Regions from separate parts of the Mus musculus genome. Here region 2 is linked to region 1. A link is a loop called in an ENCODE intact Hi-C map of the cell type or tissue named here. Cell type or tissue: heart. All regions are shown on one strand. Each heading gives the region's core, and the rest is flanking DNA. Links, peaks and the distances in the headings are about the cores only.

What was found. Peaks named below come from ENCODE experiments on the same cell type or tissue, not always from the same donor. Only the 100,000 strongest peaks of a DNase experiment are listed, where the experiment ranks them.
Region 2: a loop joins it to region 1, with 6 times the contacts of the local background. A loop is called at or near these places in 14 of 42 quality-filtered maps.

Annotation. Positions count from the first base shown.
Region 1 is chr6:146,718,927-146,731,368 of GRCm38, reverse strand. It overlaps Stk38l (serine/threonine kinase 38 like), which reads right to left and starts at 6,439. Exons shown (of 14, transcript NM_172734.3): 1 at 6,322-6,439. In heart, for the core only: a CTCF peak has its summit at 6,331; a DNase peak (open chromatin) is centred at 6,418; H3K4me3 peaks cover 1,979 bases; H3K27ac peaks cover 1,936 bases.
Region 2 is chr6:146,656,688-146,669,129 of GRCm38, reverse strand. It overlaps 4930479D17Rik (RIKEN cDNA 4930479D17 gene), which reads right to left and starts at 11,912. Exons shown (of 3, transcript NR_046277.1): 1 at 11,785-11,912; 2 at 4,636-5,056; 3 at 3,727-3,917. In heart, for the core only: CTCF peaks have their summits at 6,264 (motif pointing left) and 8,330 (motif pointing left); a DNase peak (open chromatin) is centred at 4,819; H3K27ac peaks cover 1,793 bases.

The DNA of each region.
Region 1 (12,442 bases), core at 1,537-9,536:
ATAACTAAGAATTGAAGACTGGGAGTTTCAGGATTAAAAATGAAAAACTGAAATCCAGCCTCACGATTTGACAAATTCAAGAACAATGCCCAAGGCTCAAAACTATGACACAGTTAAAGAAAATGCTGTGTTGTAATATTTAGCCAACTCTAACTGGTTTTAATTATATCAGATGGTTGACAGTATTGTTTACCTTGGCTTATTTGTTGAGACCAAGAACCAGGTCTCATTAACTAAGTTTGTAGAGTTCTCAACACCCTGCCTATAGTGACTTTTAATCTATTAAGACAACTACCATGTACATACTTGGGTTAAACTCATGCACTCAAGTTTAAGGGTAGTTCTCTCTATAAGATTCCAGGTAAATTAATTAAATCTGAGTTTTTCTTTCTCTCCCTGTATGGATCTAACAGTGGTATCCTCACTACATACCCACGAATGAGTTAAGAATGTATAAAAGTCCTTCACAAAACTGTAAGACATAGCACAACATACAACTAGTAGTCTTAAAATAAGTTTTCTCCAGGAGCAAGCCTCTCCTTGCTATAATTCTGAGCACAGTTGTACATTTTTCCCAGAAAAATTTATATTTGACATGCAAAACTCTAAAGAGCTCCTAAGGGGAATTATCCAAGAGGTAGAAGGGAAAAATGAAAAGTCAGGTGAGACTGGAAACTGGATAAACAGACAGGAGAAAAAAAAAAGCTTTTGCAATAAAGTAACCGGAGAGAGAGAGAAATTCTGGGTCTTAAGGGTCACTATCAAACTCTACCTCTATCTCCCCATATTCCTGGTCAGGTCACCTCAGCTCTCTAAGCTCCAGTTTCCTCAGATAATAATCCATAAAGCTCCCCTGGATATCCAATCAGATTATCTATATACAATGTATTTATGCTAGTGAGGACTGTGCCAGTATATATTAAGTAATAAATTAAACAGTTATTGAGAAATTAGATGTATCCCTGGTGAGAACAGAGTGAAGCCTGTGTAAGAGGGAGAGAACAGCTCTGAATCAAATCTATGAATCAAATTGGGAGATGACGTTTGATCAATATAAAGCAGCTTCGCTGGACAACTGAGAATTGTTGAGAGAACCACAGTCAAAATTCCAAGTCACAAAAACACCAGGCACAGCAGCTCATGGACATGTATAACAGAGTGTGAAACCATACCAAGAAAGTGAGTGTTAATGTCTACAAGCATTTCTCTGCCCAGACTCAACTGTCTATAAACTTTGATAGAGACAATCAAAGCCATGACCCACAGCAAAGGGCCTGTGATTTAGCATGCAAAAAACAGATGGCACCAGCAATTAGTAGTCATCCGGTGCTGCCATCTTGATTCTCGTTGGAAGTGTTGATTTGCAATGGATCTGAGGGGCTAAACATTACTAATTCCACCAGCTCAGGAACCACAGTAAAGATGCTCCAGAAACCAGGAGAGGGGGAATAAATTTGCTTCGTGAATCAAATACAAAGGTAGTAAACAATAAGGATGGTAATAAGAATAAGTGCTACCTTCATATACTCCATCAGAGATTTGCATAAATGCAAACACTGTACATGCGGAATAAGACCCAACAAAGACCAGGAAAACAATGAACCTGTGTGTATGCACAGAGAATCAACTGCAACTTGGGTTGGCAAATCATCCAGTATTCATTCACTACAGGGAAGGCAGGAGCCGGCTCAGGAATTTAAAAGTGAGGTGACAACAGACAATAGAAGGTTGATGTGGGGTCAATGTACATTGCACATCCTATGAAAATGTCACTATGAGATTTCTTATTCTGTACAACTAATATTCGTAAAAAATAAATACATAAGCTAAGTTTCAAACAAGTACAAGTTCCCATAGGCTACTAGCAAGGCTTGAGTTTTGTTTAGATTCACACAACATGAATGTATATTGTCACAACACCACATGACCTGTAACAGTCAAGGTTTTCCCTAAGATCTGTGCAGAGGCCTCTAGGAGGGAGGCATCATGCCTCAATACTTTTCAATACAGACAAAACTATTCCACATGGGAAAAAGATGTTCTCCAAATTTCCATTCCCCAAGAAGGGTGCTTGCTTTCGCTTTGATGGAACACATGATATCTCTTAGGATAAAGAACCTTTCAAAAGCAAACCTGTACTTAAGAGAACCCTGTAAACCAGAGTCCTCAACCTGTGGATTGTGACCTTTTTAGGAATCCAATGACCCTTCACAAGGGTTGCATATCATATATCCTGCATACTAGATATTTATATTATGAATGGTAACAGGAGCAAAATTACAGTTATAGCTACAAAAATAATTTTAAGGTTGAGGGGCACCACAACATGAGGAACTGTATTAAAGGGTCACAGCATTAGGAAGGTTGAAAAGCACTGCTGTAAACCTTTTTGTTTTGGTTTTGGTTTGGTTTGTTTTTTTAAAGACAGGGTTTCTCTGTGTAGCCCTGGCTGTCCTGGAACTCACTTTGTAGACCAGGCTGGCCACGAACTCAGAAATCTGCCTGCTTCTGCCTCCCGAGTGCTGGGATTAAAGGTGTGCACCACCACTCCCGGTGCTGTAAACCTTTTTAACTATTAAAACAAACTTAAAAAGCATCTACAAAATTTTGGGCTGCAGATCTGGAAGGTACTGTCAAACGTACAAATAACTGAAAACAGTAAGACAACCATGAATGCTATCTGCACATATGTGACAGAGAATTAATTGCAGATGCAGAAACCAACAGGATGATAAGTGGAAACAGAGATTTAAGATGTGCTGATATCTTCTTTTTACTATCTTTGTCTTATTTCATGAACTTTAAATACTGACAGCAGCTACTTTCCCCATTAAAGCTTATCAATCATAAACTGTTGACTTAGAGAGAAGGATCCTAGAACCTATCACATTCAGCCAAGGAGAGATCACTTTTTACACTCTGAGAGACTGGCCCCTGATCTTTAACAAGTAGACATCATCTGAGCAAAGATGAAGAAGGTAAGAGCCTAGATCTCACAGTATGGTTGGTAAGGATAGGCAGGGACCCACCAATGCTCACATATACACCATTTACGTTTAAGTGAATTTACTGATTCCAGTTTTCAGTTAACCAGTACCAAACATTAAGCCTGAAAATTCATAACTAGAACCTGACAGACAATTTTTTCAACATCCATTTATCTAGCAGACCTGTATGAAGCACAGTGTCTGATATTAACACCTGTGACTTCACATTCTCCGAGACATTAAATGACACTCCAATATTGAGTATCCATGGCTGAACTTCTCTCATTTTACACATGTACAAAACTCTATTCCAAACCTTGCTTCAGACATTATCGGAATAGCTATTTATGGAAATAAAAACTGAAAGGTCTGAGACTGACATCAACTCAATTTCAACTTCATAATTCAATCCAAACAATATCTAATGCCAAGTAGCCTTTAGACACACAAGATATAATACAACAACTGAAATGTTGCAGCAGGGAAGGGGTATTCCTAATTTCTCATTTTGAATCTACATGGGTCTCACTTGATGGCTACAACTAATTAGCATGAAAAGTAACTTTCAAAGTGACTAAATTTTACATGCCAAAAATAATATTTCCTTTGCTGAGTGTGGTGGTGCATACCTTTAGTCCCAGCACTGTGGAGACAGAAGCAAATGATTTGTGTGAGTTACAGCCAGCCTGGACTAAGTTTCAGAACACCCTGGAACTATACAGCTACACAGTGAAACTCTGTCTCAAAAACAAACAAAAACCACAACTCATTTACCTAGGTTTTCACTTCGTTGGCATTCCCAAAATTTAGATGCATTTTCCGAAATCCACTCTTTGCAACTACAGACCTGAGCAAGACCTTCCTGAATGACAATGGGAGGTAGTGTGTAAACCCATGGTGTCTAGGCCAAAGCAACTCTACTACTTACTGTCTACCTGACTTTGACACCTCATTTACTCCCTCAGCAAGGTGGGAGTAATAGAAACGCTCCCTCTGGTAAACAAGATATATAAGCGAAGGGTTTGGCAACAGAGGCCCTGTATAAAGTGTTCTCTTACAGTCTTACCATCCACCAGGTCATCCAAATCATCTGCACAGATGCCTTTTCCTCCTGAAACCCTTGAGTTGTCTGGTAGGACTGATCCTTCCTTCCTTGGCTTCAGTAGGAATTTTATATTCTAGTTACTGGAAGTGGAGTCACATGTTTCTCCCTCAGGACAAAGACCACAGCATTTGTGTAAGGCAGGCAACTAACCCTTCTCTCCCTTCATCCCTCCTTCCAATGCTTGTAAACAATAATATCCTGGCAATCAGCAGAACCTTTACCTGGAGATTGAAGTGCCCTGTAGCCTGTATATGGCAGCACTGATCATGCCTCACTAAATACTTCCTTGGGACTTGAACAGAAACTGTTGGGGGAACAAAGAAGAAAGGATAGGAGAATATACCTGCTTGTTTAAACACAACTCTGCTGCCTTAAGCTTGCTTTCATCATCTCACTGAAAGAGACCATGGTGCTTTTCATATAAAAATTCAAGGGCAGGCTTTCTGCATATGTCTAGTCTAACCCAGTCATAGCTTGCCCATCTGTTGATTTGAAAGTAATGCTAGGATTCTCAAACAGCAATATGCTTGCTTAACTGGTCCTACATTTATGGAAAATAAACTCATTTAACATTACAGCAAGATACAAAAATCCTCCTGGCTTTGGTGTCTTCAACTTTTCCTAGCTCTGTGAGAAGGCACTTGCTAAGGCATGTTACCAATTCTACTAACAAGATGTCACTGGTCTTTGAGAGAGTGGAACTTTTCTAAAGAAAAATGGCCAAACTGAGACTAATGCTTTATCATTTTGGTTTTTTATCATTTTCCTTTGTTCTTAATGTCCCACTTTTTGAAATTAAAATCTAGTATTTAAAAAGCTGCAGAGTTTGGTTTTTGAGAAAGAACTTAAAGTTGGGTGGGTAGAGAGGAGGAGAGGATCTGGAAGGGCTTGAGGGAGAAGGGACTATGATCAAAATATATTTAAAATTTAAAACTGTTTTAAATAATAAAAACTGCAGAGAACACCTTTTTATTTAGACAGCCTTAGTTTCTATTCTTTGGCTTATTTGTAAGCAAACTCAAGAAAACAAGTGCTGAGACTTCCAGTATTCTATTTAATGTGGTTTTTCTGAGTCTAATTTGTTCATTACTTAACAGCAAGGCCTTTCAAAAGAGCACGGAAACTACACCGAACTATGCTTCTCATTCTAAACACATCCCAACAAATGGGATGCCTAATCGGGCCTCTAACTAGGAGAAAAAACGCTCAGCAGAGCGAAGGCAAATACCAAACTTTTATCCCTTGTACTTCTTCTGAGACCAGGATTTTCCAAATAAAAGTACTTTTATGACCTCGCGCAATATCATAATTTATCGTATATTTAACTAAATTATCTCCCCAAATAGACACAAGAGCAACTAACTCAAATAAAGTGCCTCTTGGCCACGAGGGAAAGAGCATAATAAACTTAATTGTTTTATATATCCTGAGGCGTAAGAGAAAAACCTTTCCATTTAGGCTTGTGCGTGAGACATCAAGACAACTTGATATGCAAATTGCAAGGCTTATTGACTTAAAGTAGGGAGACCTGACCGATTTAAGCCACGACTGCCAAATAAGGGGTAATCACCACCTTAAAACCATTGAACTTTGTTCGCCTGGCTTCTTGGCAGTCGTGTGGCTAATACCAGAGCCAAATCCATAAGTGGCTTCTACCGAAACGCGTCCCAAGTTGCAGAGGAGCCGGAGAGCGCGCCGGCTCTGCACCGAGTGAGTCCCGAGGGGCGGCAGCAGCGCACCTCTACACCAGCCGCTGCTCCAGACCCACCTCGCATCTCTTCACCGCGTTTCTCCAAACTTCGGGACCCAAGAGCGACCCCGCAACAGAGAAAGTAGCATCGGTGACAGGGACGCCGCGGCTCGGGCACAGTTTGCCGTCGCTGTGCACCGGCAACTTTGTGCCGGCGAGCCGTGCCCTCTGCGTCCGGAGGGGACGGGAAGGTGGGCCCGGAGCAGGACGCGCGCGGGGCTGGCGGCTCCGCTCCCGGTACGCAGGCTGCCGCACCCGGCTCGGCGAAGGCCCCGGTGACTGACAGGCGGTGGGGGCGCGGCCCCGCCTGCAGCCCGGGGACGCCGCGCACGGCCGCGGTTCTCCGCTCCGCCAGGGACACCTGGGCTGGGCGCCGCGGGCTGTACCGCGCCAAGCCCCTCACACCTCCCCGCAGCGAGCGCCGCCCTAGCCCCGCGGCCCTGCCCCGCGCCGGCGCCGGTGCCCTCGCCCGCTCTCACCTGCCGGTGTCGCCCGCGCCCGCTCAGCCTCCTCCTCAGTCACCGCAGCCCGCGGCGCGCGTCTCTCGCGCCAGGCCCCGCCTCGTCCCGCCCCGTGAGGCGGTGCCAAAGCGGCCGCGCCAGAATCTCGCGAGACTTGATCTCCTAGATTTTTTTTTTTAAAGGGGTCGCCCCTGACGTCATACGCACCCAGGCGGAAGTGTCCTTCTGGCGTCAGCGCCAGTACCGACCCCCACCTTCGCGGGCGGAAGTGTAGGTTGGTCCAGGAACCTGAGCTCAGTCTAATCACTACTGGGCGTTGTAACGTTCTTGTCTCATGGCCCTCTCCAGTTCTAACTGGTTCTGCCTGACCCTGAGAGAGGCCTGGTGTGATGGAGCTCTCCTCAAGGCAATGCAAAGATGGCTCCATAGAGGAGAGATCACCAATGTAGCAGCTCTGTGACTTCCACGTCTCTATAACTGAACCCGAAAGGCTTAGGAGGATTTAGAATTTAGGAAGACCACAAGAAACTTACCAGCATACATGAAAATTTGCTAAACTTACCTGAAAAATCCCAGAGCAGTTGACAACATAACATACAGCATTAGGCTAGAAAATTGTCGTCGTCATTGTCTCTTCCCTTCGCATCAAAGGTAGGCAGGCAAACTTCAGGACCCGCGGACTAGCCAAACACTATACACTGTGTGTCCTACACACACCTACTCTTAATTTATACATCCAGCACAGTAAGAGATTAACAACCGAACCATAGATTTAAGCAACCTCAACAACATTTACTTTAAAAAAACAAACAAACAAACAAACTTTGACGCCAGGTACAGTGTTTCATGCATGTAATCCCATCACCAAGGAGGCTGAGGCAGAAGCTGCGGCAAGTTTGAGACCAGCCTGGGCTACATAGTGAGTTTGAGCCCAGCTAGAGCTACAGAGTGAGACCCAGTCTTAACAATACAAAAGCAGGCTAAATCTTATCTTTGATGTAGACAGCCAGCTGCTCTTGTGCTTTGGGGCTATTATGAAATAAAATGAGGATTATTGGAACAAGGACCATGCCTCCCAGGGGGCCAGGAGTTTCACATACACAACATTGACACTCCAGAGGAACTGCTAGCGTCCTGGGAGCAACACAGTGAGGGGAGTGAGAGACTTCATTGGCTACTTAGAACGGCATTTTCAGTTTAAAACTGGTGAATCATTTATTTCTGGAATTTTCCACTTCATAATTTTGGAACATGGTTGACTGTGGGTACTGCCAAAGTGAATCTGTGGATAAAGGGAGAAGAGTGTGTGATATTTAGAAAATCACTTTCCCATGGAGAACACAGGGGAGAGTTTTGGGAAAGTGACAAGAGTTTTGCTTTTTAAGATAAAACTGGTCTTTGAGTAAGACAAACCAATATTCCCAATCACTATTAACAAATCCATTCTTGGAGCCGGGTGTGGTGGCGCACGCCTTTGATCCCAGCACTCGGGAGGCAGAGGCAGGTGGATTTCTGAGTTCGAGGCCAGCCTGGTCTACAGAGTGAGTTCCAGGACAGCCAAGGCTATACAGAGAAACCCTGTCTCGAAAAACAAAAAAAAAAAAAAACAAAAAAAAAACAAAACAACAAAAAAAAACAAATCCATTCTTCAAACAGTGGGATTTTATGAAATACCCTTAGCTTTTACACTATTAAAACAATATATGCAAGGGCTAGAGGATGGCCCTCTTCTGCTCTCACAAAAGGCCAGAGTTAGGTTCCCAGCACCCACAGCAGATGGTGCACACCTTAGTAACTCCAGTTCAGGAAATTGGATGCCCCTTTTCAGCTACCAGAGGCACCTACATACATGTACATGTGCACACTTACACAGAGACACATATATACAATGTAAGGGTCCAAAAATCACTGAAGGAAGAGCCCAGACTCAGATAGTATGCAAAAACAAAGAGTGTTTATTCCACAGAAACATCCAGTATGCAAGGGTCAACCATTCTTTGAAATGACGATCCCAGACAAAGGCAGGCAGGCCTTCTTACAGGAAACCAAGGGAACTCTCTAGAAGAATTAGGTAATCTATAATCTCATTGGTGGGTGCTAGGGGGCCACAGGTGATCAGTGGTCTACATTCCAATGTCATGAATGTTCAATCATGTGTGGCCAGTGGTCTGTATCCCTATATCACAATCGTTCAACCACGTGATGAAATAGGGCTGCCCAGCGCAGATGGCCCATTCTGAGATAAGATATTTCCCATTTTTGTGTTTATCCCCAGACTGTTCTTTGGGAGGGGGTTTTATGATCTTGTTCTGGATTTTATGGTCTGTTCCTAGAGCTGCTGTCTTATGACTTAGTCCCCCAACTTAGTTTTGGGGACTTATGGTCTATTCCTGAAGCTGGAGCCTTAAGGCCTTTTTTGAAATTAGGCCTGGTCCTTAAATGAAGACAAATTCAACATAAACAAATAAAAGTACCTAAACTGTTTGGGCAGTGGTGGCGTACACCTTTAATCCCAGCATTTGGGAGGCAGAGGCAGGCACATTTCTGAGTTCAAGGCCAGCCTGGTCTACAGAGTGAGTTCTAGGACAGTCAGAGCTATACAGAGAAACCCTGTCTTGAAAAACCAAAAAATAAAAATAAAAAGAGAGCAGGGCGTGGTGGCGCATACCTTTAATCCCAGCACTTGAGAGGCAGAGGCAGGCGGATTTCTGAGTTCGAGGCTAGCGTGGTCTACAGAGTGAGTTCCAGGACAGCCAGGGCTACACAGAGATACCCTGTCTCGAAAAATAAAATAAATAAAATAAATAAATAAAAGAGAGAGTTTTAAAAGTATCTAAACTTAAAATATTTATAGCAGTTGAGGACTGGGGGGGGGGGCGCAGAATTCTGGAGCTTATTCCCAGACAGCTCAGTCATTCCAAGAGCTCAAAGTTCATCGGATGATCCTGTCTCAAAAAATAAAGTGGAGGACTTGTGAGATAGCTCAGCAGTAAGAGCACTGACTTCTCTTCTGAAGGTCATGAGTTCAAATCCCAGCAACTATATGCTGGCTCACAACCACCCGTAACAAGATCTAACTCCCTTTTCTGAGTGTCTGAAGACAGTGTACTTACATATAATAAATAAATAAATCTTTAAAAATAAATAAGGTGGAAAGTCCGTGGTGTAGCTTAGTGGTAGAGCATTTGCCTGGCATGTACAAGGCCCTGAGTTCAATCTCCTGTATCAGAAACAATACAAAACATTTACCTTTTGGCCTGGATGTGTGGCTCAGTGATTAAGAGTAATTACTGCTCTTGCAGAGGTCCTAAGTTTGCTTCCCAGCATCCTCATGGTGTGTCTCACAACCACCAGGAACTCGGGCTCCAGGGGAGCAGATGCCCTCTGGCTTCCACCGGCAACTGCACTCCCGTGAACATAGTGACACACCATGCACAGAATCAGTTTGCCTTAAATATAAGGTGGAACATTATTGAAAAAGTTGCTTCTGCACATGAATGTATATTTGCATCTACCTGTGCATACATACACTCACAAAACACAGATAGATAAACACAAATACAAACTAATATCTCTAAGTTTGTCATATGAAAGGAATCATAGCATGATTTCATTATTCTGTCTCCTCTCTCTGTCTCTGTCTCTGTCTCTCTCTCTCACACACACAAACACACACACACACACACACACACATACATTAAATTCTGTGGTTTTTTTTTCATGCATGGCTTAAGAAAAGAAGGAATTTGATATTCAGGTATTTGTGAGGAAATTTGTTCTACTTACATAATCATATAGTCATTGCAAATGGCAGGTTTAACTGTGATCCAACAAGCTTGGCAGAGGCCTGTACTCCTTATACTATATGCATCTTATATATACACTTATATGTATATATTATATGCATACCAACTTGAGTGTGTAGAATCAAAAATAGCTTATTGTTTGTTTGATAGAAAATTCATGTTTCCAAATATGTATGCCTTTTCTCAACACTGTGATAGTGTGAACTAATCTAGAATGTTGACTTGAGCAGAAGTTTGACCTCTGTGCATAGCTTGAGATCATGCTAAACAGCTTCCCTTAGGAGGTCATTGATGTTATCCAAACTGAAACCTTTTTGCAAATTCTGTGGATGACTTTTCAGGATAATATTCTGAAATGCATTTTAGAAAAATATCTACATCTACAGGGGAAATCAATTATGCCAATATATGCATATCAAAATGCTAAAAAGTGAATTTGTGATGTTACTGTATAGTAGGTAGCACTTAAGTTAAGATTTTTTTGCCTTATTTTTGTTGTTGTTGTTGTTTGTTTGTTTGTTTGGTTTGGTTTTTTCGAAACAGAGTTTCTCTGTATAGCCCAGATTGTCCTGGAATTCACTTTGTAGACCAGGCTGGCCTCGAACACAGAAATCCGCCTGCCTCTGCTCCCGAGTGCTGGGATTAAAGGCTTGCGCCACCACGCCCGGCTTTTTTGCCTTACGTAATTCCCCTCTCTTGAGTGTGTGCTGGACCTTGTAATATTGTTCTTTAAAAGGGAATATAGTGAGAGTTGTGATTAGTTGTTTACATGACTGGATTACAAGGGACTCTAGCCATCATTTCACTCACCCTCTCCAGTTGTCACTCACCTGGGTGGAAACTAGCTGCTCTACTGTGGCTTACATTATAATGAGGGTCAGAGCTCCAAGAACTAAGACACACCACCGTCAGAAGCTGTCGAGAGCCTAGCCTTGCAGCCTGGTCATAACGTCTAGGCCACACAGAAAGTCCCTGTCCCAAAATAAAACAAAAATACCACCAAAAGGTTAAGCCCTTCAACCTAATAATTCTCGAGGAACTAAATCTGCCAACAATCTTGCAAGTAAGTTTAGAGGTAGAGTTTGTGTTGGCTGCAGCCCTTTCCATAGCCTTGAGTCCAGTCTTGTGGCACCAGACCTAGCTGAGCCAAGCTAGGTCCTATCCCATACAACTGTGCAATAATGAAGACTTTGTTTGTTTGTTTGTTTGTTTTTGAGATAAGATACCCCTTATCTATGTACCCCTGGCTGTTCTGGAACTCAATCTGTAGACCAAGCTGGCCTTAAGTGCAGAGATCTGTCTGCCTCTGCTTCCTAAACGCTGGGTTTAAAGGTGTGAGCCACACTGCCAGACAATAAATTGTTTTAAATTACAAAGTATTTTGTTGAGGTTTGGTCTTTTGCTTGTATTGTAATGCTAAATACTGGCCCCCAAGGCCTGGTTGCCTCAAGGATGGGAGAGTCTGCATGTACCCAAGTGTCCCTATGTAACCTTACCCCTCAAATTACCCAATTGGTAAATAAAGATGCCTACAGCCAATAGCAAGGCAGAAGACAGATAGGAGGAGCCTTGGGTTCCTGGGCTTGGGGTCTGAGGAGGCCATGTGGGAGAGAAGGTGAGAAAATAAGAAGATGCTATCTATGGGGTAAGAATCTTAAAATAATGGCCATGTGGGTTGGCTAATTGGAGCTAAGAATAGCTCAGGCAAGATATGACAAATTATATAATGGGATTATTGGCAGGGAAATAGACATAATAGCACAGAGGATAGAGATCTGCCCAGCTCTTGTGCTGATTAAGGCTTACTGTAAATATAAAGGTTGTGTGTGTGCGTTTTATCCAGGAACTAAATGGTCAAAGGCAGGTTAGAAACCCTGGATTGAGCCGGGCATGGTGGCGCACGCCTTTAATCCCAGCACTTGGGAGGCAGAGGCAGGCAGATTGCTGAGTTCGAGGCCAAGCCTGGTCTACAAAGTGAGTGCCAGGACAGCCAAGGCTATACAGAGAAATCCTGTCTCGAAAAACCAAAAAAAGAAACAAGAAAAAAAAAAAAAAAAAAGAAACCCTGAATTGGGATTAAAAATATTCAACAACAAGTTTTGGGACAATTTGTTACACAGCTGTAGACAACTAGACAGTCTTACACAGTATTCTTTGTTAATGCATTAAACAACATCAAGACAGACAGGAATTTTAAAATACAAATCAGCAATATTTGGAGACAACTGAAGTGACTTTAATGTGATGTAGACAATGTGTAGCGTTTTGACTGGCAATAAAGTCACAGATATCTCTAATATGACTGTAATTTCCTGCATCCCATTAGAATGAAA
Region 2 (12,442 bases), core at 2,659-10,658, 63 kb after region 1:
CCTTAGTGCTAGGACCACAGAGGGTTCCTCCCCACTTAGCACCTAATTCAACCACGTTTTAAAAAAACAGTTAACTATACTAAGTCTGAATGTGGAAGTAGTCACTGGGAGACAACACAACTTTTAATTGTGTCTTTTCAGTTTAGCAAACAGTTAAACCTGTAGGAATTATTCATGAAGGAAGACTGATGAGCACTTAAGCTGAAGGAGTTGTCAAGAGCTAGAGTACTGTGTTGTGTTTAGCTGTTGTCTCTTAGAAGCCTGTTCTTTTCTAGTGAGAGACAGAAAGGGAGTGGATCTGGAGAGGAGGGAGAGTGGGGAGGAACTGGGAGGAGCAAGGGGAGGGGAAACTATAGTCAGGAGATATTGTATGAGAATAGAGTCTATTTTCAATAAAGGGTGGAAGAGCCAGAAAGAAGGCTGTGTGGCCTGTCCTCTCTCTGTTTCTGTCATGAGTTGGCTTTCCTGCACTGGGTACTTCTGGCTTCCTCTCTTCTGTGCACCTTTGTTTTTCTCCAGACTCAGCTGTCAGAGTCGTCCATCTGGGGCTGATGTGAACTCTTTGGGAAATGCCAGGCACTGCCATTTCACCTCTGTTTTTTGCCACCATCAGGGTGGGCCTTCCTCCTCAGACTAAATGTCCTGATGCAGAATTTCCCCACTGGATAGTAGAAGACTTTCTACCTCTGTTGCTTGGATGTGTTCTCAGATTTAGGAGGAAAGGTTTTCAAAGATGACCCAGTTTCCAGGGGGAACAAAAATTTTGTTTTACCATAGCAGAAGTTTTGTCATATTTTTTTCAAAGTTTTAAGATACTGGGAAAGGGTTTTGTTCTTTTAAAAAAGAAGTATTGAAAATGTGCCACAAAAAGTTTCAAAATTTTTCTTTAGAAAATATACCATACAAAAATCTATAGAGATCTCAGAATAAAAGCAAGCGAAGCTATTCATTCTCTTGTTATCTCCAGTCTCTGACTACTGCAAGGTTCAATGTGGATTCTCATTCTTTATACTATCAAGGTATTTGATTAATCAGTGAGATTGGATCAAGAAAAAGTTGTACTCACGAAACAGTACTTTAGCACCATATGAGATGGCATATTTATCATTGTGACAGAAAAGACACCAACACACAACCATAGTTACACCTGCTAGTGTGGGAACACTCTGAGTAAAGGGCTCACAACAGCTTGCCCTTCAGCTAATGTCCCACCTTGATGCCTCTGGACCTTGATTAGAGCACAGTGGACCAAGGCCTTTCATCAAGTGTGTGTGTAGTTAAAATGATCTGATTTCAAATTGCATCTGGATGACTGGAGGGTGGGGGTATAAAGGCCCTGAAAATGGAGAGTGGAGACTGCCGAGCTGTTAGCCTCTCTGAGGGTGGTGACTGCTTTAGTTGGACAGCCTTGTGGTGATGACACAAGCCAGGGCTCTGAGGTTTTTACAGGAGACTGGTTCCTGAGGAGTGAGACTAATTCAGGGTGGGATCTCTTGCCTTGGAGCTCTCTTCTTCCACCTGTGGCTAGATGTCCTGCAGATGGCAGATTATTAAGGTATGCTATTCCTTTCCTATATTGCTTAGAGCATGTGACTGGAGACACCCCAAAAGATGTGTCAGGGGAGTTTCCACAAAGGTGTGTTGGGTTGGAGTCAACTGGGATCCAAAGAGAGTACTACACACCAGGCCCACGCATTTACCAGGGACATGTACTTAATACAAGGCTTCAGCTCAGCTTCTAGATCAGTGGTTCTCAACCTGTGGGTCTCGACCCCCAGACAATCCTTTCACAAACACCATCAGAAAGCAGACATTGAATTTACATCCTAACTCATAAAAGTAGCAAACTTACAGTTATGAAGTAGCAACGACAATAATGGTTAGAGTTACCACAACATGAGGAACTTTATTAAAGGGTCGCAGCATTAGGAGGTTAAGAACGGCTAATCTAGTGAGGAAAAGGGATGACATGGGAATGTCCATAGCCAAGGGTCAGGAGAGGACTTTACATGAAGATCGTTGGGTACTTTGTTGTTGCTGTGACAAGATGCCTGAGGAGCGACTTAAGGATGCTCACTTCCTCTTACTCAGTCTCAGACTGCAGCGCATGAGATGGCTCCACCCACATTTAGGGCGGGTCTTTTATCCTCATTATGACCCCTCTGGAAATGGTCTCACAGATAGACCGCACTCTCTAGTGTTCTATGCAACCACAACCTAAATATCTTTATCAGCAGCTGGGGATGTCCAATGCTTCTGTGTGTCCCAATTCCTCTGGTGAAAACAGAGTGGTCAAGGTACCCTGATTTTCTGACAGGACACAGCAAAGGTAGTGACGTAGAAGGAACTGAGGGACCCCAAAGTGCTTGACCATTCTGTGAGTCAGAATGCCAAACTGAACCTAAGAACAGACTCAGTGGGCACATTCTTGCCCAAGATTGCGCAGCCCGGCTACTACTCTCCCCCTGAACTGAAATAACATTTGGTAAACAATGAAATCTGTAAGGGAGGGGTCTCTAGGATGTGGTGTCTGAGTAGACAATGGATAAAGGGTAGAACACCAGAGAGGGAGCAGGCTCGCGGCTCAGAGCACTCTGTGAGAAACTGGGGTCTGCAGCTTTTTGTAGCTTCATGAGTGGCTTTGTTCCTTTGAACAGCAGGATTTCCATCAGCTCATTTCCAGGCTCATGTTTTTGAGATAGCCCCTTGGGCTTTAGCATTCTGCTCCACTGATCCTTTGTGTGTGTGTGTGTGAGAGTGAGTGCACATGTGAAGGCGCAAGTATGTGCTGGGACACGTGCACGTGAGGCCAAAAGTTGATGTCCCGTGCCTTCATAGATTGCCATGCGCTTTGTATACTGGGGCAAGGTCTCTTGCTGCTGGTGCCCGATTCAGGATGTAGCACACACATACACACACACACACACACACACACACACACACACACACACACACACACAGAGAGAGAGAGAGAGAGAGAGAGAGAGAGAGAGAGAGCCCCTTGGGCTTTAGCATTCTGCTCCACTGATCCTTTGTGTGTGTGTGTGTGAGAGTGAGTGCACATGTGAAGGCGCAAGTATGTGCTGGGACACGTGCACGTGAGGCCAAAAGTTGATGTCCCGTGCCTTCATAGATTGCCATGCGCTTTGTATACTGGGGCAAGGTCTCTTGCTGCTGGTGCCCGATTCAGGATGTAGCACACACATACACACACACACACACACACACACACACACACACACACACACACACACAGAGAGAGAGAGAGAGAGAGAGAGAGAGAGAGAGTGAATGAATGAATGAATAAATAAATAAATAAATAAATAAATAAATAAATAAAAAAAAGCAAAAGTACTGATTCTCAAATGCCTTCTAAGGAATGCCGAGTACCTAGCACCCAGTACCTACTTTAGCACTGTGATGTCAAAAACCTGAAATAACTTCTACCCTGCAAGTACTTTAAGGAAGTGGGTACCTCAGTCACTCCTCTCCTTTTTTCCTTAGAAGGTAAATAAATAACGTCATTGAGCCAGTGAGATGACTCAGCAGGTCAAGGTATTTGCCATCAAGCTTGGTGACTGAGTTCATCCCTAGGGCCCACATGGATGGTGCAAGGAGAACTGGCTCCACCAAGTTGTCTTGTGACTTCCACTTGCTGTGGCACAAGTGTGCCTCAAATTAAAAAAAAAAAAGTTAAAAGAATTAAATAACACTTACTGGCTTCTTAGTGTCAGAGTATATATATTATTGAGCATATATATTATTGATACAGGCCACATGATTCGATGAGACGACTCATCACTGTTCCAGACTTAGAAGGACTTGCAGCAATGATCAGAACCCTGGCAGCTGGGACAGAGGTAGGGTTCACTCAGTGATGGAACACTGGCCTACGGTTTGCAACCTCTGGGTCCCATCTAAAAGGAGGAAAAGATAATAGGAGACACACAGTAAGGTCCCGCCTTTCATAATCCCAATGTGTACCTATTGGGCTCAAAGCCAGTGTTATATTGGTTTTCTCGGTAACTGTATGATTTTCCGGAAAACCATGAGGGTTAAAAGTCAATGCTGAATCACCACACAAGTCCTGAACTCTGCACAGCGTGCATGCCTTGGAGACTCTTCCATTGCTTTATTTAGCCAAAAATGGGAAAAACAAAACAACAACAACAACAACAAAAAACCAAAAACCCTAAAACCTGACCATGAACTTCCATCTCGGGCCTAGAAAAGCCTTCCTAAATTCCTGTGCACCCGCTGTTGTTAGAAGTAACAAGCACAAACCAGGGAGGTGAGAATAATCCATGCAATAAATAGAGCGAGCGTTAGCCTGGGTAGGGGAGAAGGCTCTCACAGCAACACTCTTGGGAAAGCGAGGATGTGCTGTGATATCTTACAGGCTGAAGCGTTGGAAGGAGCAGGTGTCAGAGAGACCACACTGGGTCAGGACCTCGGCTGGGTCCTGCGGATGCGGTGCCTGTTGTTTGGTTTTGGTTTGGGACAGATTTGCTTTCCGTAACAATGCCTTCACTGTGTGCTGAGTGAGAACCATAATTTAAAAACTGTCTATTCTACTGAGCCAGTTTATCTATATTTAACTATCTATTATAACTGTCTGTCTAGAGACTTTCTTACATTTTGAGCTCCGGCAGGAGAAAGCTGTAACTTGGAAAGAGTCCTCAAGCTGAACGAGGTGGCACAGCCTTTATCCCAGTTTGAGGCAAGAGGATCACAAATTCAAGGTTTGCCTGGACTGTAGGATGAGTTCAAGGTCAGATGATCTTGAGTCCCAGTCATACAGAGTGCTAGAGACAGCCCAGAGGCAGAGCGCTTGGCTGGAGTCCACGAACCTCTGTCTCCAGCTCAACAAAAAAGAACCATGTGACCTTTGCTCATCTTGAGTCCAGATAATAAGCAGACTTTTGAAGCGTCTGGCTAATTCTGTGGGGGAAGGCATCTCTCCTCTCAGCAGGTAGATGTGGTTTGTATGAGTCCTTCACATCCTGAGAATTCTTCTTGCCAGGTTCCAACAATTCAAACTTCCAACTCCAACAAGCTGGGGTTACAAGAGGGAGAATGAGAAGAAAAGAACTCTCTCAGCAGGAGAATGTTTACCCAGCAAGCACGAGGCCCTGGGTTCCAGCCCCAGCATCTAAGAATTTAAAATGAAGATAAAATCAGTGTTACTTACTTAAAAACAATACGCTATACCCTATAAGAACAGATACACTTTATTTCCCACACATACACATAATTTTTGAGCACAGAAAGATTTTTGTCAGTGCTGGGTTGTGATATCTTTTCCTGCTTTGTGTCAGTTATCATATAACATATTGCTTTGGTTGAAGTATGTGAAGAAGATCTGAAGAAACATTTTAGAGAGAAATATGTATTTTTTTTTAAAGTCAGGGATTGTTTATAGCCCAGGCTGGACTGATTTGTGCTGTTAGGCCAGGCTGGCCTCAAATTTGCAACAGTTCTCCTACCCCTACCCTCTTCGTGCAGGGAGGTGTGTGCCCCATGCTTGGCCAGGAGGAAGATTTTAACGCCGTTTTAGATGGTTGTCCATGTCCTTTTTTGAGACAGGGTCTTGCTGTACAGGCCAGTCTGCTCTGGATCTCACTACAGAGCACAGCTGCTTTGGCCTCTGGGATGGCATGCAGGCACTGCAATGCCTAGAGTTTAAACAATGTTTCCATACTCTGCACTTGTGTTATTGCTGATGCATATCAGAAACATCTCCAGGTATAAGGAAACTGTCACATTCACAGAGAGAATGCATGTCTTCTAAAACTTTAATTATTTACCTGAAAGCTAAAGTTTTATTATTGGCAACGGATACACTCCCTCAAAGGGACAGGATTAGTGTGACCTTACTTACTTATCTTACCAGCCTGTGCCAGTCACTAATGCACAGCAGTGCATGAAGGGAGCCGTGACTATGACACGCAGAAGTACTTTATGGATGCATATGTCACAACTGGTCCCATGGAGAACCAAGGGTATGTAGTCACGAGTCCAGACTAAAGAGTTCTTACTGCTTCATCAAATGGGCTTTTAATCAAAATAACTGTTTTTCTTTTCTCTTTTCTGAGAATGTATGCCTGTAAAGGAAATATGATAGGGCTGAGAAGCTGGCTCCTCCGGTGAGAATGCCTAATGGCCTTGCAGAGGAAGCAAGTTCAGTCCTGGAACTCACACTAGTTAGTGGCTCACAAGCATCGGTAACTCTGGCTCCAAAGGGTCTGATGCCCTCTTCAGGCTTCCAAGAGCACTGCACCCGCAGGTACAACACCCCACACAGTTGCATATACGTGTGTGTATATATAACTTAGAATAAAGTATGTATTCCAAAAGGAAAGAATACAATGACGAATTTGGTTTGGGTACTTAACACTAAGACTTGGACAATCTTTCTAACCACTGCTTTTAAAAAATACTAACACTGGGGGTGGAGAGATGGTTCAGCAGTTAAAAGCATTTGTTGCTTTTGCTGAAGACCGGGTTTCAATCTGCAACACCTACAGAGGCTCACAATCATCTCCAGTTCTAGGGATCTGATGCTCTCTTCTGACCTCTGTGGTACTGAATGCACCGGTACATGCACATACATGGAGACAAAACACCATATACATAAAATAAGAATAAACAAATCCTTTTAAAAAAGATTTATTTATGCCGGGCGGTGGTGGTGCACGCCTTTAATCCCAGCACTTGGGAGGCAGAGGCAGGTGGATTTCTGAGTTCAAGGCCAGCCTGGTCTACAAAGTGAGTTCCAGGACAGCCAGGACTACACAGAGAAACCCTGTCTCGAAAAACAAAACAAAAAAACAACCAAACAAAAAAAGATTTATTTATTATTATATGTAAGTACACTGTAGCTGTCTTCAGACATACCAGAAGAGGGTGTCATATCTCATTATGGAAGGTTGTGAGCCAACATGTGGTTGCTGGGATTTGAACTCAGAACCTTCAGAAGAGCAGTCAGTGCTCTTAACTGCTGAGCCATCTCTCCAGCCCCTAAACAAATCTTTAAGTACTAACACTACTTCTTCTGACTTTTTCTACAGCTCCAGTATTTCCTTCTCAAAATGGGAAGAACAAAGTTTGGCTCCCTTTCTCTTTTCCCCTCCTCTCAGCATATATGTTTACATCCCTCCATGGCCAGTGCCTTCTTGGTTCACAGCACTTCTAGTCTTCTTTGTGGTTTCAGCCAGCTGGAGAACTGGCTTGTCTCCACACCATAGCTGTTCTGCTTCTCATCGCCGCACTACCCTCAAGCCCACAGGGAACCTGCACCCTTCTTATGCTGGGTCACTTTATGGGGATGCTTGCCACACTTTTTACAGAGGTCTTTGGGGTTCACACTGAGCACCTCACAGCTATACTGTTTACACAATGACAATGGTAGGCTCGGTGTCAACCACCCTGGCACAGACGTCTATCTCTGCCGTCAGTAAAATAAAGTAAGGTAGAGAAGTCAGTGAGGAAGATATCCTGTTGTCAGTCTCTGGTGTACACACACACAAGCATCAGTGAGCACACCCGCACACACAGGTGCACACACGCGCACACACACACACACACACGATTATAACTGAAATTTTAGATTTCAAAAGCAAAGTGTTTGTATGTTCATAGTTTAAATAAAAAGGTTTAAAACTAACTTTGAAAGATTTAAAGTAGATCAGACGAACGGGTATAGAGCTGTCTTAAGTAGTGACACAGACTTTTTTTTTTTTGATGGAATACATCATTTTTGACAAAACCACAGCAAAATAATAAAACTATTTCTCACAGCAAAATAATAAAACTATTTCTAAACATCTGTTGCCAAAAAGCTTCAGAGAGGCGCACCGGCAGAGAGGTGTTCCATCAGAGAGAGCGGTGTCGGGCAGAGAGATGCAGGTTCTACATTAGCTGTCCCTGTGCATTGGAGCGAAAGACTGTGAGGTTTGGGTTCATGCTGTATGTGCATTAAATAACGTCTCATGTCAAGTGTTCTACGTGACACTGCATTCAGTCCTAGGGCTAAACCTTTCTGAGGCAGGCTTAAAATTCCCTACCGTGAGTACGTGTCTACACACTTTGGTTTTCATGTTAGAAGAAAAAGAAAAAGGATATTTGATGGTTTTATGTGAGTTTCTGCTTCCAGGAAGATGCTAGTTCTAATAGAATCACAAGATTGATTCTCATTAGTGTTAGCAGACTTCAGAGAAATCAGTTTTCTGATACTGCGACCAGTCTAGCTAATCAAGCCCCCTAAATGTCAGGAAACAGCACTCCAGCCAGGGCCCCATGTAGGGCTCAAACTCAAGGTCAAACTGCCCTCTTGTGGTCTTCTTGATATGGAAGTGTTTTGTTGTTTTGGTTTTTCTCTGTGTAGCCCTGGCTGTTCTGAAACTTGCTCTGTAGACCAAGCCTCAAACTTGGAGATCCTCTTGCCTCTGCCTCCCAAGTGCTGGGATTAAAGGTGTACCAGGCTACGTGGAAGATTTTTAGTGCATTTGGCATGAATATTATTTATAAGTGGATAGACAGATTGATTTCTAAAACTGAGCCCATGCCCAAGGCCTGCACATTCTAAGGAATTACTGTACCAGTGACCTACATATCAAGTCTGAATTTTAAATGTCCTTACATTTATCTCACATAATGTAAAATTCACACTTCAAAACGACTCAGTGAAGTATTTCTTAGTATATTCCCAGACTTGTGTAGCTATCATCACTGTTTAACCTCTGAGCATTTTAACTTCCCTGCTCCCAATAAGCACTGACTTCAAAGTACAACATGCATGTATATGTGCACATATGTGGTGTGTATAATATATATACAAATGTATATACTATATACAGCACATACATGTATGGTTAATATATATAATACTATATATAACACATATGTTACATGTATGCATACACATATACATATATGTATGTGTGTATATATATACATATGTGTACATATACATACACACACATATATAATATGCAAACAGGTTTTCTTCAGTGACTTGCAACATCTGTGACAAGCAAAGTTCAAGAATCTAAGCAGATGATGCAGATGTTTTATCCCTCTGCTCTCTTGTGCTAATTTATTGATCTAACTCTGTATAATTGGAGGGGGTGTGGCTGGGGGTTGAATACAGAGCCTTGAATGCAGTCAATGATCTCTACCACTGAGCCATATCTGAGGCTCCTGTATAAGGATTAAAACAAGCTCCACCACTCTGCTGCCCTTTCTCGTGGGGATCTGGAGTACTGTTGGCCCTTCAGATTTCTGTGTACATTTCAGAAATAGCATGTTAAATTCCACAGAAATCCATGCTGGAAATTTAACTAAAATTGTGTTAAATTTGGACTTGTTGAAGAAAATTGGGTGAACAATTATCACGACACCAACTCTCATTTAGATTTAAAATCTTTTAGTGATTTGTAATTTTTTTCATTTTGTCATATTTACTCTGCTCTTACATTTCCACTGTACTTATTCCTTGAATTTTTTGTTTGTATTTTGTTTTGTTTTTCAAGACAGGGTTTCTCTGTGTAGCCCTGGATATCTTGGAACTCACTCTGTAGACCAGACTGGCCTCAAACTTTCAGAGACTAGCCTGCCTCTGCCTCCTGAGTTCTGGGATTCACAGTGTGTGCCACCACTGCCTGCCCAGCTTTTCCTTGAATTCTATGGTTAATTCTACTGAAGACTTTTTCCTACCTGTTGTTGCTAGCCTGTTATATTTATGAGTGTCAAACTAATCCAAACTTACCTATGCAAGTTTGCTTACTTATGGTTGCCCAAAATTATCTATGTAACTCAAGTTTGCCTCACATTTGAAATCCTCCTGCCTCAGTCTCCCAAGTACTTTACATCAGGCTCCTTCTGTTGGCTTTAAATAAGTTTCGCTTCGCTTCACTTTCAAAAATATTACAATTTTAGCTTGTTTTGTGCTTTAAAGCCTTGGTGACAGGCACAGGCACAAAGAGAAATGGATGTGGTTATTACTGTACCTAGAGCTCAGGTTTTTGGAGGATCTGACTTCACAGTATGATGTATGCTATGGTTTACACACACACTTTATACTTCAATATCTACTTATTTATATGATCTATGTATATAGGTGTTTTGTCTGCATGTACATCTGCACACCAGAAGAGGGTACTGGATCCCATGGGACCACAGTTATAGATGGCTGTGGGCCACCATGTGGGTGCTGGGAATGGAACTCAGGACCTCTGAAGAGCAGCCATTGAGCCATCTCATCAGCCCTATACTTTATATATGAAAACACTTTGTTTCTCCCTTACTAAAAGCTTTTTTTAATATATAGTTTTAAAAAAAATACTTGTCGGGCTGCTGAGATGGCTCAGCGGTTAAGACCACTGACTGTTCTTCCGAAGGTCCTGAGTTCAAATCCCCACAACCACATGTTGGCTCACAACCACCCGTAATGAGACCTGACACCCTCTTCTGGTGTGTCTAAAGACAGCTACAGTGTACTTACATATAATAATAAATAATTCTTAAAAAAAAATACTTGTCCCTCACCAAGATGGATTATTGAGTGACTCTCATTTTAATCTACTAGTGTTTTAAATTATATTATCATATTTAATTAATTGAAAAATACATTACATTTTGAAGTGATCAATGAATATTTGTTTAAAAAATGAACATCTAAATTGGCAAATATGAAGTTACTTATTTTCTAAAGGTAAAATTGTCATTCCTGAGATTAAACACTGATTCAAAGTGAGGCATTCAATTCCCTAATTGCCAGTGAATTTGATTTGCTGATATTTTTCAAATTTAGTAGTGAAATAGGCTTTAATAATTATTTTTGGATTACCACTATCAAATCATGGCAATTGGCTTTTCCTATATTTTGTGCAAAACTGGAATTCAGAGACAAAACTTATAAAAAATATCAATATTAATTTTTATTTTAGACAGAGTCTCAATATGTAGCCCTGGCTGGCCTGAAACTCAAACTGTAGACCAGGTTGGCCCAGTCACAGAGCTCTGCCTGCCTCTGCCTCCCAAGTGATGAAATTAAAAGTGTGCACCACCACACACAGCTAGATTCATTTTCTATGTAACTCTGTATGTGTTATGTGTGCATGTGTGTGCGTGTGTGTGTGTGTGTGTGCGTATATATGTGTGTGCACTTGTGAACATGTGTGAGTTTCCAAAGAGTCCACAGAAGGGCATTATCTCTCCAGCCCCAAAGACCAATTTTGAATGCATGGTAAAACTTACTCTAACTTGGTGCTTTATTTGTAGGTAAGTTTTAGCTATTGTTTAAATAACTGTAATGCCTAACAAGGCGTTATGCTTGGGTCCACTTACTAAGTTTTTCTAGGAACGGCCTCTTGTCAGCATTTCCAGATTTGTTAGTTTAACTTAACTTCCAATGTTCTCAATGTTCTATCATCAATGCTACACTTTGACCTTTTGTTTAATATTATTTATTATTATTTCCCCTTGGTCAAACTTGCCTGCTGATTTTATACCTTTAAATTCTAACGCTTCTTTTTCTGTAATATGCTTGTTTTCAGCCTCTGCTGTTTTAGCATTAATGCTGTCTCACCTGGACATGTTTATCTTCCCTCATTAAGTTCTGAATTCCAGTTTCTATTACATTCTCATTGGCCTGAGTGCGTATGCTTCCTAGGGCTACCAGAGTTCTCAGAGTCAGAGCACAGGCCCTCATTGAGTTGAGGAACAAATAATGAGGACCAGTGACCCGCACCCCTTAGCTCCATTTTCCTGACCATCACTGACCCAGCACTGTCTAGGTTCCTCCATTTTCTCCTGCAAGCTTCTGACATGCGCTCAGGGCCATGAAATCTCTTCCTGGGAGACCATTGCTAGTCTGGTACTGTTATCATTCTGGCAGGAGTGAAGATATTGTACAGGGAGACACTGTGTTCCTCCCTATAGTTATCAGACTATGCAAACAATGGTCTCCAAGGAGTTGGAGTTCCACCAAGGAATCATGGTGGGCAGAGGAATAGCCTAATGCCTAGCATCCAAACACAAGGTTGTATTTGTCTCCCTAGCTGCTACTTGACCCAGACCCACTTGAACTCAGCAGATTGAGCTGATCCAACAAGTAGACAAAGGCTTCCCTCCTCTTCCCAGGTCTGCATACAATCCCAACAGAGGCTTAGAGTCTTCGGTCCTTTAGGAACAAAGCTGGTGAGCCCTATTTTGGAATGAGTGAAAGAGAAGTGCCAAGGGAAATAGGACGCTGACTCCCACTGTCTGCCGCCCTGCTTCTGTACTGAGAGCCTAGTCCACCTGTGTCTACAGCTCTGAGAGCAGAGACAAGGGGTGCACCCTGGGTCTCTTGGACCTACTTGGCACCATGACAACACCTTTTTCAGGATCCACTCTTTTTTTTTTTTTGGTTTTTTGAGACAGGGTTTCTCTGTGTAGT